Linked DNA regions of Homo sapiens: region 1 is linked to region 2. A link is a contact called in ENCODE Hi-C or POLR2A ChIA-PET data. All regions are on one chromosome and are shown on one strand. The core of a region is the stretch at or near the end of the contact, and the rest is flanking DNA. Distances in the headings are between cores, read along the strand shown. Region 1 overlaps FBN1 (fibrillin 1). Region 2 overlaps FBN1 (fibrillin 1).

Region 1 (4,554 bases), core at 58-2,557, 53 kb before region 2:
CAGTGCCTGCCAGCTCTCTTGGGAACCTTGTGGTTAGGGGTTCTGAGCTTTTTATAGGTACAGATTATCTTTCAAAAAGCTAATTGATGTAAAGAAACCGGTATTCATGACTAAACTTCATAAGGGTTTCTGGTGAACTTCTAAATCTGTTGGGAACTTGAGGTTTGAGAACCTTGCTCATGGTTTTGCTGATTTAATGTTTAAATATATAAATGTGTAAATTTATGTGAATGCTGGAGGCCATGAGATCTCCAAATTATAGACTTGAGTTTTCTATATTCAGGTTAAAGTAATTCTATAGTGTGATTCCTATTTTCAGGTGAACAGCAAGAGAGAAAGCTACCTTCAGTTTCCCTCTTAGCTATCACTTTAACATGATCTATAGGGCACGTCTGTGTCTTTTGGAGTATCTTAGTGGAATTGAGCTTTATTTGAGGAGACATTTCATTACTGTTCTTCCTCACCTATGCAATCGCAGAAACATTTTGTTATCTCATACTTATAGCAACACAATCTACTTCATGTTCCAGGTCATCTTTCATGTTTCTTACACTATGTCAGAACTGCAAAGTCTGGATATTGTTATCTCAAATTTGTTTTCTGTTTTGTTTTTCGCTTTTTATTACAGATCCCATATGTGGTAAAGGGTACTCAAGAATTAAAGGAACACAATGTGAAGGTATTTCTGATTACTTATAAACCATACATTTTTGTGTGCATAATGAATGTTTGTGTTAACTCGGACTGGATAAAGCTGTCATATAACTTCACAGGGAGAAATATGCAGCAGAGAAAAAAAATAATGAGAACTACAAAACGGAACAGCTGTTAATTTCACAAGCATATATATACTGTTGCTAGTGTCAGAACGCTATGTCCAAAGGACAGGGTGGGTGGCTGAAAATGTTTTAGGTTGATCGCAGTTTAGAGAGACTGCACTTTCAAAATGCTATCAGGAAGAGAAAAACAGGAAGTTTTTGATGAGTCTGTAAAATTTGCCTTTCTTTGGTTTGTCCTGGCATTTTTTATTTGTTTGTTTCACAGTCATGGGTGATTTAGAAGGACACATTCTGTTTTCTCTTTGTTGAAAGTCTGCATGGAGTTTCTTCAGTTTGCTGTGATTCTTTCTCCTGGAGTTTCAGATAGACATAGGTCATGGTGACTAACACAACCTGACATGACACAGCAGCTGAAAAATTTTAAAAACAGCAATTAGTCCCATATGTGGGATGAAATGAAGTTTTTTCCCTGTTAAAACAAAGAGGCACACTACAACCCCCACCCAAGGTCTTGCTTTCCAAATGATGACTGAATCCTTTGGCCTTTCTCTGGTCCAGACCCGCTGTTAATAACTTATCTGACCTCAGCAGCATATTTTGTTGTACAAGTGGCCAAAACAAAACAAAAAACCCAAAAAGGTAGATTCCACCCTCTCCCCATTGATCTCTCTTACAAGGAAAGATTCAGAATATTTTTTCAACATTCCTGTTGTGGAAAGTTATTTCTTCTAAATAGAGACACAGTGTGTATGAGTTTCTTAGCTAATGTTCCCCCCTCTTTTTTTTTTGGCATTGGCAAGTAAGTGCCTTTCTTTTGATTAACTTGGTGGTGAATACTTTTCCAAATTAAGTGCAGAGAACATATTGCTCTCCATTAGGCAAACTGGGAAGGACTGGTACATTTGAGAGAGATTGGATGAATGATGAATGAATGAACATGAGTATCTTTTAATTCCCCTCAACCCAAGCTGAGACCAAAGCATGGACAGAACAGCCTGAGACCATGGCTGAGTTAGAATTGATTGTACATTTTCTGGTGATTTATCAGAACTTCTTAAAAGAGACCCTTCACTGGCCCACATATTCCTTGGTGGGATATTTTTCTATGCTGAACTTCAAGCTGTTTCTTCTTTGCTAGTTTGAAAAACCAGGTTTTTGCTTCTCTACTCATTTCCAGACATCTGGTCTCATAAAGCAAATTATATTGCTGGGAACCTTACCTGAAATGTCCGCAGCTACCAGAGCTGTCTCCAAGAACTCACACCAGCTGCCTGTCTCTACAACTCAAAAGTTATTCCCTGAAACCAATGGAGAAACTCTTACATATTTAGTAATAGGTGGGCTCGTTCTGGTTGCTATTCAGGCACCCTAGAAATTCTACACAAACTACTTGTAGGCAAACTAGTTTTATGAACTTACCAGGTTCAAAATGGGGAATAATTATGACTCTATGAGTAGAATAAGGTAGAATGATATTATAAAGATATATTAACTTTATACTTTTTTTTTCTTTTTAGATATAGATGAATGTGAAGTGTTCCCAGGAGTGTGTAAAAATGGCCTGTGTGTTAACACTAGGGGGTCATTCAAGTGTCAGTGTCCCAGTGGAATGACTTTGGATGCCACAGGAAGGATCTGTCTTGGTAAATACTGAGCTCATTATTTTTCTAATAATAATTTATTAACGATTATTAAAAATGAAGTTAACAAGATATAGCTGAGCACTTAGCTTCAGGTACAGACACACACTCCAAAATTCAGCATGTCCGATAGGGTCCATGGCCACTCCTTTGACAGTCTTTCAAATAGTAAGCAGCAACTGTAGTTTCTGTTGATATGCAACTATTCCTTAAATCACTAGCATCACAGTTATTTTTCCAGAGCTCTTAAATCGGCCCCATATGCCGTGAACTATAAAATACAAGCTGAGTGGTGGAGAAAAGAACAATATTTGCACATATTTGGAAACTGTAGCCCATGTCTTCTAAGCATACCCTGACATTGGCCAGAAGGACAGGTCCTTGCAAAAACACCTGTGGAGATCAGGAGTGAAGATGCCACTCCCCTGAAAAGTGAACCTGAGAAAGCTCAGCCCAGGGTAGGTATCACTGCTAGTCATAGTGGGATATTCTGTGCCAACTGCTAGAGCCCAAATGGGATCCTCTAGCCAAATTGTCTCACCCCAACCCTAAGTCCTTAGAACTCTAAGTCCTAAGTCCCTATGGGCTCGTGATAGTGGCAAGTTTGAGATCGCACATCTCATGCATCTAAGGTCTGGCAGACTTATTCTGGTGTTACTACTATGGCTTCTGCCTGCCTAGAGTATATCCCTTGGATCACTGGTTTCTGAGTTCATGACTCTGGAAATGATGCTTACCTGTACTTTGCATCTGAAACCACATTACTTTGAAGTGTAGGCTCAGTGAAGACTATTGTAGGTAGTTAAAAAAGTGGGCCGGGTGCGATGGCTCACGCCTGTAATCCCAGCACTTCGGGAGGCCGAGGCAGGTGGATCACGAGGTCAGGAGATCGAGACCATCTTTGCTAACATGGTGAAACCCCGTTTCTACTAAAAATACAAAAAAAGTAGCCAGGCACGGTGGCGGGCACCTGTAATCCCAGCTACTCGGGAGGCTGAGGCAGGAGAATGGCATGAACCCGGGAGTTGGAGCTTGCAGTGAGCCGAGATAGTGCCACTGCAGTCCGGCCTAGGCAAAAGAGTGAGACTCCGTCTCTAAAAAAAAAAAAAGAAAAGAAAAAGAAAAAGAAAGTGGTATACAGTGAAGGATTTTGATCACTTACGAATTAGAATTAACAAACCTTTAAATATTGAACTTTATAGTTTATAGTGTAAATAAATAATATGGAATGGAACCGGGAATTCAAAGCCAAAAGTATTTTTGTAATTAAGGATGTCAGTTAATGCTATTCTGAGTCTTAGTTTATTTGTTTAGGAAGAATCAGTATTTAATGAGAATCTTCTTCTAGGTTCTTCAGTTGAAAGATGCTTCAGTGTTTAATTTAGGATTCACTTAAAAATAATTTATCTTAATATGGGCAGTCTGAATATAAAGCTGAATATAAAGACTTCAAAAACTTTCTAACGTTAGAGGAAACCCAGGGAGTTAGATATATTGTTAATGACCCCATTGTGAAGGAGAAAGAGAAGGAAGATACATCTTACATTTCAATTACACTTCATTATTTTCAGATGCATAATCTCAGTTGAGCTTCACAGAACCTTCTGAGAGATGAGTGCAACATCCTGTAACAGATGTGGAAATTCAGGTTTAGGATAATTTATTGAAGACAATCCACTGAGTTACAGAAGAGGACCAAAATCCAGCTCTTCTGACCTCTGCTCTGCTAGGCTTTCTGCTCTTCTTTATAATCCCATGAATTTGGGTTTGGGGCTAGAGGTATCCCACAAGTACCTTGAAGAATGTGCCCTTAAGCACGTGTTTAGGTGAAAGAAATATTTGAGAAGTAAAGTGAATGGCTTTTCTTTGCATTTTTCTCTTTAATCTCAAGTAAAGCAGTCCTCTTTCCAGAGTTCATCATTCCACCTTTCCAAAAATGAAGTGGGTCGGAGGAAAAGGTGATTGCACTAGGGCAGACACGCTCCAACAATAAAGAGTACAGTTGGCTTTTAGCTGTGGAGGACATGCCAAGACATCATGGCATGCACGCATCGGTGATAGGTATTTCTGTACAGGAGAAAAACATCTCCCGAAAGAACACTGTGGGATCTCTCAGAATACCATTCCTTATGTAG
Region 2 (6,424 bases), core at 2,690-5,189:
AGCTAAAAATAGCTCCTGATTCCATTTAAAAACTTTAAATGACCACATTCAAGGTTGGATGAATGTGGTTATATCGTTTGTCTATTTTGTTTTTACCTATAGAGCAGTGGAAATGTCTTATTTCAAATAAATTCTCAGCAAATTTTACAGTATTACATTCCTTTTTGTTTGTTTGTTTTTAATGGAGACAGGGTCTTACTCTGTCACCAGGTTGAAGTACAGTGGCACGAGTATAGCTCACTGTAAGCTTGAACTCCTGGGCTCAAGTGATCATCCTGTCTCAGCCTCTGGAGTAGCTGGGACTACAGGCATGTGCCACCATGCCTGGCTGATTTTTTAATTCTTTGTAGAGATGGGGCCTCCCTATGTTGCCAGGCTGGCCTCAAACTCCTGGCCTCAAATGATCCTCCTTCCTCAGCCTCCCAAGGGCCTTCCTTTAACCTCAACAAATATGTCATATCATTAAGTGAAGGACATTAATTGCTAGAATTTCATAAATAAGTAGGGTTGAAAGGATTTTCAAGAAGTCACCTAGTTCACACCCCTGACTTTAAACAGGTCTGCATCTAATCCACAATGAGAATTTTCTCTACTTTTAATATCGTCAATTAGAAATTTTATTATATATCCAATTTAAGTAACAATCAAGTGGTGATATTTAAAATGGAAACACCTTATTGAAATTGTCTAGATGCAAATTTTTTAAGCATGTTATTTTACTTTTATTAAAAATTGGCTTTATTATCAATACATAAGTTCGCTAAATTGAACAGAATATATATAGAAAGAAAAATAACTGCACAGTCAATGAATGTGCCCATTCTACAATATTTGGCCCTATCCTAATAAGTTGGCATGTACAGGCTAATTTCTACCATAATATAAATAGTCATAGTAATAATTAAAAACAACTGAAAACATTTGAGCATTTTCACAAAAGTTAACTTTTATATTAAGAAAAGGTTGGATATAGGGGTGGAAGGAGTGTCAGAATGGAGTAATTCAATCGGCAATAGAAGATCAGATTCATTAATAAACCACAGGGAACATAACACAGGTATAAATGCAACCCAATAACATGGCATGATGGAGAAGCTGATTTTGCGTTGCACAGAAAGAGAATCACTTGGCATTGCACATTTCTAGAATATTTATTGTGTGGTATTTACAATATTAAGTCAAGATAATAAGGTTAATTTCTCAACTTTTCCTTAGTTGGGCCTCTTGAGAATAAAGTTGTATAATGCAAGTACATTTTGGTGTGAGTAGAAACCTTTGCACAAATATAAAAATAAAGAGCCCAGGATACAAGGATATTTTGTGTTTTGTTGAAAAAATAAAAAAGTATTCTCATAAAAGTAGCATGGCTCAGAATTAAGACTTACCACTTTGTTCACTAAAAATTCCTGCTGAAAGTCAGGAGGAAAGATAAGTGAGTTTGTTGGAATAGAGTGGGCATATTTTTCCATAGGTAATCGTATGTTTTATTGACCAACCCAAGCCAATTTTGAAAGTAGAAAAGGGCACTATTAACAATAAAGTCAGGCCAACTGGCATGAGCTGGGGCTCCCCCAGGCAAACTAGGACATATGGTTACTCAAGCCATTCAAACTTCTTATTGGCTACTCTTAACTACCACTGTACAGGAGCTAAGATGTATAATATACTAAAGAAAACATGCCACAATTCTAAGTGTACAGTTTCCTATTGTCTATATGATGAAAGAAAAAGCCTGTACAAGAAAGGTATTTTTGTGTCTTCAGAAAGATTAACCCACAAATCAGGAGCGTCATCTTCTATGATATCGTTAGTTTGCACTTCATAGGATTATACTTATTTTCATGAGTCTTAGTGTTCTTGTAAAATTCACAGTTTTAGGGCTATAGCATAGGGTATTGGGAAAAGTTCTGTGGGTGGTTGGAGGGGAGTAAATTTGGATCAAAGGCCTAGATCTCACATTGAGTGAGTCACTAGCAATGTGCTTAAAGTCTCAGCATTTCTGCTTCCTGAACAATGGTGCAGTGTGACTCTAGAATTTCATGCTTCTTTCCTGGCCTAGGGTACTATGAAATTACTCTGACTTTTCTAGTTAGCCAAGCAACTCAGTCTGGGTAAGAGACGTTTGTCACTGCACCCCTTAGAAGGCAGTTGCACATTCCATTTTTATATCAATAACTGTCAAAACTAATTCTTTTGAAGTCATGACAACCTAGAAGTCCAGTCCACAGTGTTATGGTACAGAAAAATACCTTTATTATTGTAAGAGTTTGGAAACTCAGTTGCCCTTTGTGTGTCCACATTGTGTGTTTGGTACCTGATGATGTCTCCATCGTGTTTTGACTTTGTTTGACTCATGTGATTCTTTTAGATATTGATGAGTGTGTCGAAGAGCCAGAAATTTGTGCCCTGGGCACATGCAGTAACACTGAAGGCAGCTTCAAATGTCTGTGTCCAGAAGGGTTTTCCTTGTCCTCCAGTGGAAGAAGGTGCCAAGGTAAGTGTCTTTGAAGGCTTTGGGCTTTCAATGCTGCATGTTTATTTGTGGTGGTCTTATTTTTCAAACATGGCAAAGCTCTGTTTCTTTGTGAACAGGAAGATGGAGAGTTTTCATTCACCCAGAGGTCTAATGATAACCATATGTCAGAAGGTTCATTTTCACTTTTAAGGTTAAAAACTCATCCATCAAGTTATGGTTGCTTATACAATTGTACTGACACATAAACCTCTCTCCCACTAAGAACACAAATGCTGATAGGCCCATCAGTGGGGAAACACCTTGAGCCACCGAAACAGCAAAGCCTGGGGGAAGTTGAGCTACATATCCCCTACCTCTGAAGAGATAAGCTGAAAAATGTGGGTCCAAAGTTAGACTTGAGACTGAAAAACTGCACATTAACCCATTTGCCCCCACAATATGGTAACCATCCCTTATATCACAAATTCTCCAAGAAAACAAAAATAAATTTAAACTGATCAGGATTCTTGCTGGGCCATTGTTCATTTTTAGGAATAATACTTGTCAACTATTTGAGTAAAGATTTTCAAGGGTTTGCCAATGACTTTCAAATTTTAAACAAAAATCAAAAGGATCCTGAACTTTGGCATAACACAGTATGTACTTAAGTCCCAGAAAACTGTTTAGACTTTTCTAAACAATACAGTTGTGTATGGATATCTACATACACAAACTAGTTTCATGAATTCCGGGGAAGGGAGATGAAACAAACACATGTATTTCTTTTTTTTCCACTTGTAGCTTTTGTTGTTTGGTTGTTACTGTTGTTTTGATGTTGAGTTGGGTTTTTTTTTTTTTTCATGGTTTTTTGGTTTTGCTTCCGTATTACCAAATATGGAAGAGGCACTGGATATCATTTAAGGTTCAAAAAATTGAGTTTGGGGTCCCAGCCCTGCCATATTTAGTCTAGAGCAAGTCATTTAATCTTTTGGAAGCTCAATTTCCTCATTTTAAACAACAATAATATCTGCCCAACCAGCCTTACTGTGACAAAGCTTTGTTAGTTTCTGAGTCCTTTGTAGACTCTTGTTGTTATTCTAATGATCTGATTAACTTTTTACTTTTCAACTAGTTATTTGGGAAGTAAGAAGGAGAGGGTTGAGAGTTCTCCGGTTGATTTCAGCTTGTTGGTAGTTGTCAGTGGTCTGTGTGGATTTCAGGGTGGTGCTTAATTCGAACAGATATTCTGCATGGTACAGACCAGTCAGATAAATTCTAACTCCTACTCCCTTGTTTTTGTGTGCCTTTGGCTTGGCCTGAATTTGGAAAGAAAGCAGTGAGAAACCAGGTGTGAATCTGCCGATGTGGCAGGCCAGAGGAAACTCCTAGGCTATTAATTCAATTTGCACTGGCCCATCACAGAGCAAGCTAACGCTGCAGGAAGAATCAGCCCAGCTGTGAGCAGCCCTGCCACATGCTCAGCTCCAGGAGGCAGAGCCAGAACTGAGGAATGCAAGCAGGGAAAGTGACTTTTGTAGTTCTGATGAAATTTCGAGGTCATTAAGGGCTCTTTGCAGATGGACTGGTAAACAGGCATCCCAGTGAGTCCTGAAGTATGTGGGCAAGCACAGCTCTCTTCCCCAATGCAAGACACCCTTGATTAATAAGCCAATTCTAGAGAATCACCACAAGCTAAAGTAAGTCTCCTACAGAGCACAGATTTTGCTGGAGCCAGGAAATTGAGAGCTGGGTTTTTCTTGTAAGATGACAAATTAGGAGTCAGACTTCTATTGCTCATGAAATGAGAAAATTCCACAGAACCGTGGATAATGTTTTTTAAAAAGCGAATGCCATGGGACTCAGGTGGACAGAGCCTGGCACAAAAGACCACAGGTGTAAATGAGCCACTCCCACTTGCAAAGTTCAACGAAGAGAATTTGCCACTTAGACTGACTCAAGACTTCGTGCATTTGAGTCTCTGTCTAATGCCAAGATTTTTTTTTTTCGGGGTGGAGTGGTGTGGGGGAGATAGAGCTGGGGTCTGGGACGAAGTCAGCTATTAAAGGAAAAGAGAATGAGAATTTTAATACACCAATATTACAACATACATATTTAAAGAAACACTACAAACTGGAAGACAAAGCAGAGTTAAGTTTTCATATATTTGTTGAGACATTTTTGTGAGTAGTCACTGAATTATATCTAAAGGTAGTTGGAGGCATAAATAACAAAAACAAGACTGATAAATACAAAACATTATATGTGACAAAGAACTTGAAGAATAAAAGAGATCAAAAGTGTTCTCCAAGAAACAAGAATTTGTTCAGTCTTGAAGTTTCTCAGCAAAGCAAACATTTGGGTGGCAGAGATGCCGCAGGATTGACTTTTATTGCTCTTGACCTTCAGAAGGATAATTCATTGAAAGGTGCTTGCCAGGTCCTTGCCACAACAGATGGGGAAGTGGAATAGAAATTAGAGAGATGATTTATCTGGATGAGTTGGTAGCCATGAAAGGTTGAGCAGGTTTACTGGGGAGGCTACCTGAATTTGATTTACATAACTTGGTAAATATAATAGATAGATAGATAGAAACTTTAATTCATGAAAACCTTTCCTTTGTTATCTCTGGCAACTCTGTTATTCCTACATTGTCTTCTTTGTCATGAAATAAAAGCTGGTGAGACTGTCTTAACAGAAGTGCTTAGGTGGTTATGATAGTATGGTTCCTGGGATTGAAAAACAGTGATGGAAGTGAATGAAAAAGGCAGAGGTGGTCAGATATAAAGAAAGAAGAATAGTACAATATGGGTATGAAAGCATTTCTTTTAAACCTGCAGATTGTGGCCTCTGTGTAATGAGAGGAGTTTTGGAAGGCTTTAAGAAGTCAAGTTCGAGGGAAAACACAGTCCATACCTCTGGTTGAGCTCACTTTTTGGAGTCAATGTGTTGTATGAGAAATGGAAAAGCCCGTTTCCAAAATTATGTCAAGCAATGTTGGAGAATTTTATAGGAAGTAGATCCCATCTTCTTTGTTGGAGTCATCAAAGCAATAATCAATATTGAAATATATTCTTTCAAAGAAAGACTATTCTGTTCCCACCCACCCACAGCCCTGCCCTCCTCTTCCTTCCCTCTCTGTGTTGAGCTAAACAAGCTTCTTTTAAAAATTTAACATTGACACAGCTCTGCATATGTGTGTGTGTGTAAAATCTACAAAAAGCCCCACTTGCATTTTGTAGCCAGCATCTCCGGGAGTATCTGCTTCAGTGACCAACCCTTGTGTTGTATTTTTGCCCATCTACAAAGTTGCCACTTCTGTATTTGTTCTGTGCCTGTGATCTGGGATTTTATTTTAGTTCCAGAGTTTAGGGGACACAGAATAAACCACAAAGTGTGATATCACAGTAAATATTAGAACTAAGAGGATTCTCTTACTCTAGTGTGCTCATTAAACATGATATTGCAAGCAGAGCTATCAATGAAGGAATCTTGTGAATGATTCCTTCTGTGGACTTTCCAATCCTGAAGTCACTGACAGATGTCAGTTTTGAAAACTGTCAGTTTTGGATTTTATTGGATTCACATCGGGTTACTTTGAAATAGTGACTAAAATGAGAAGTAATAAATTTAAGTTCATAGAGTTGTTCATCAGATCTCACTATACAAAAGATACCCATGACTTTAACAATCTCAGCTCAGTTACCATTAGAATCACGTAAGGAGTATTGCTGTGGTCCTGAGAGGAGAACATATATAACATAGTGGGTTGTTCTTTATTTGCTATGGTGCAATACGGACTCAGTAGGAAAGCAACTGAAGGGTGTCATAAATTTATGCTGCAGATTTGCGAATGAGCTACTGTTATGCGAAGTTTGAAGGAGGAAAGTGTTCATCACCCAAATCCAGAAATCACTCCAAGCAGGAATGCTGCTGTGCCTTGAAGGGAGAAGGCTGGGGAGACCCCTGCGA

The links. Hi-C counts contacts between places; a loop is a spot of excess contacts on that map. ChIA-PET counts read pairs that join two places held with the same protein, here RNA polymerase II (POLR2A). Pooled maps may share reads with other maps.
Region 1: a map of Right ventricle myocardium superior shows a loop between it and region 2 (2.4-fold over the local background). The contact joins two enhancer-like sites. A Hi-C loop is called at or near these places in 3 of 168 maps with a recorded cell type or tissue (Right ventricle myocardium superior, cardiac septum and heart left ventricle) and 1 of 50 pooled maps. POLR2A ChIA-PET finds 5 or more read pairs at or near these places in 3 of 52 experiments (A549, AG04450 and Panc1).

What each region holds. Positions count from the first base shown.
Region 1 is chr15:48,490,329-48,494,882 of GRCh38, reverse strand. FBN1 (fibrillin 1) reads left to right here. Exons shown (of 66, transcript NM_000138.5): 23 at 629-679; 24 at 2,297-2,422. Among named protein-coding and RNA genes, the nearest start is that of FBN1, 150 kb to the left of the region's middle. Within about 2 kb of position 1,307, at least 3 of the 41 ENCODE cell types and tissues checked have a DNase peak (open chromatin) inside an H3K27ac peak, as active enhancers do.
Region 2 is chr15:48,437,791-48,444,214 of GRCh38, reverse strand. FBN1 (fibrillin 1) reads left to right here. Exons shown (of 66, transcript NM_000138.5): 50 at 2,369-2,494; 51 at 6,298-6,424. Among named protein-coding and RNA genes, the nearest start is that of DUT-AS1, 110 kb to the right of the region's middle. Within about 2 kb of position 3,939, at least 2 of the 41 ENCODE cell types and tissues checked have a DNase peak (open chromatin) inside an H3K27ac peak, as active enhancers do.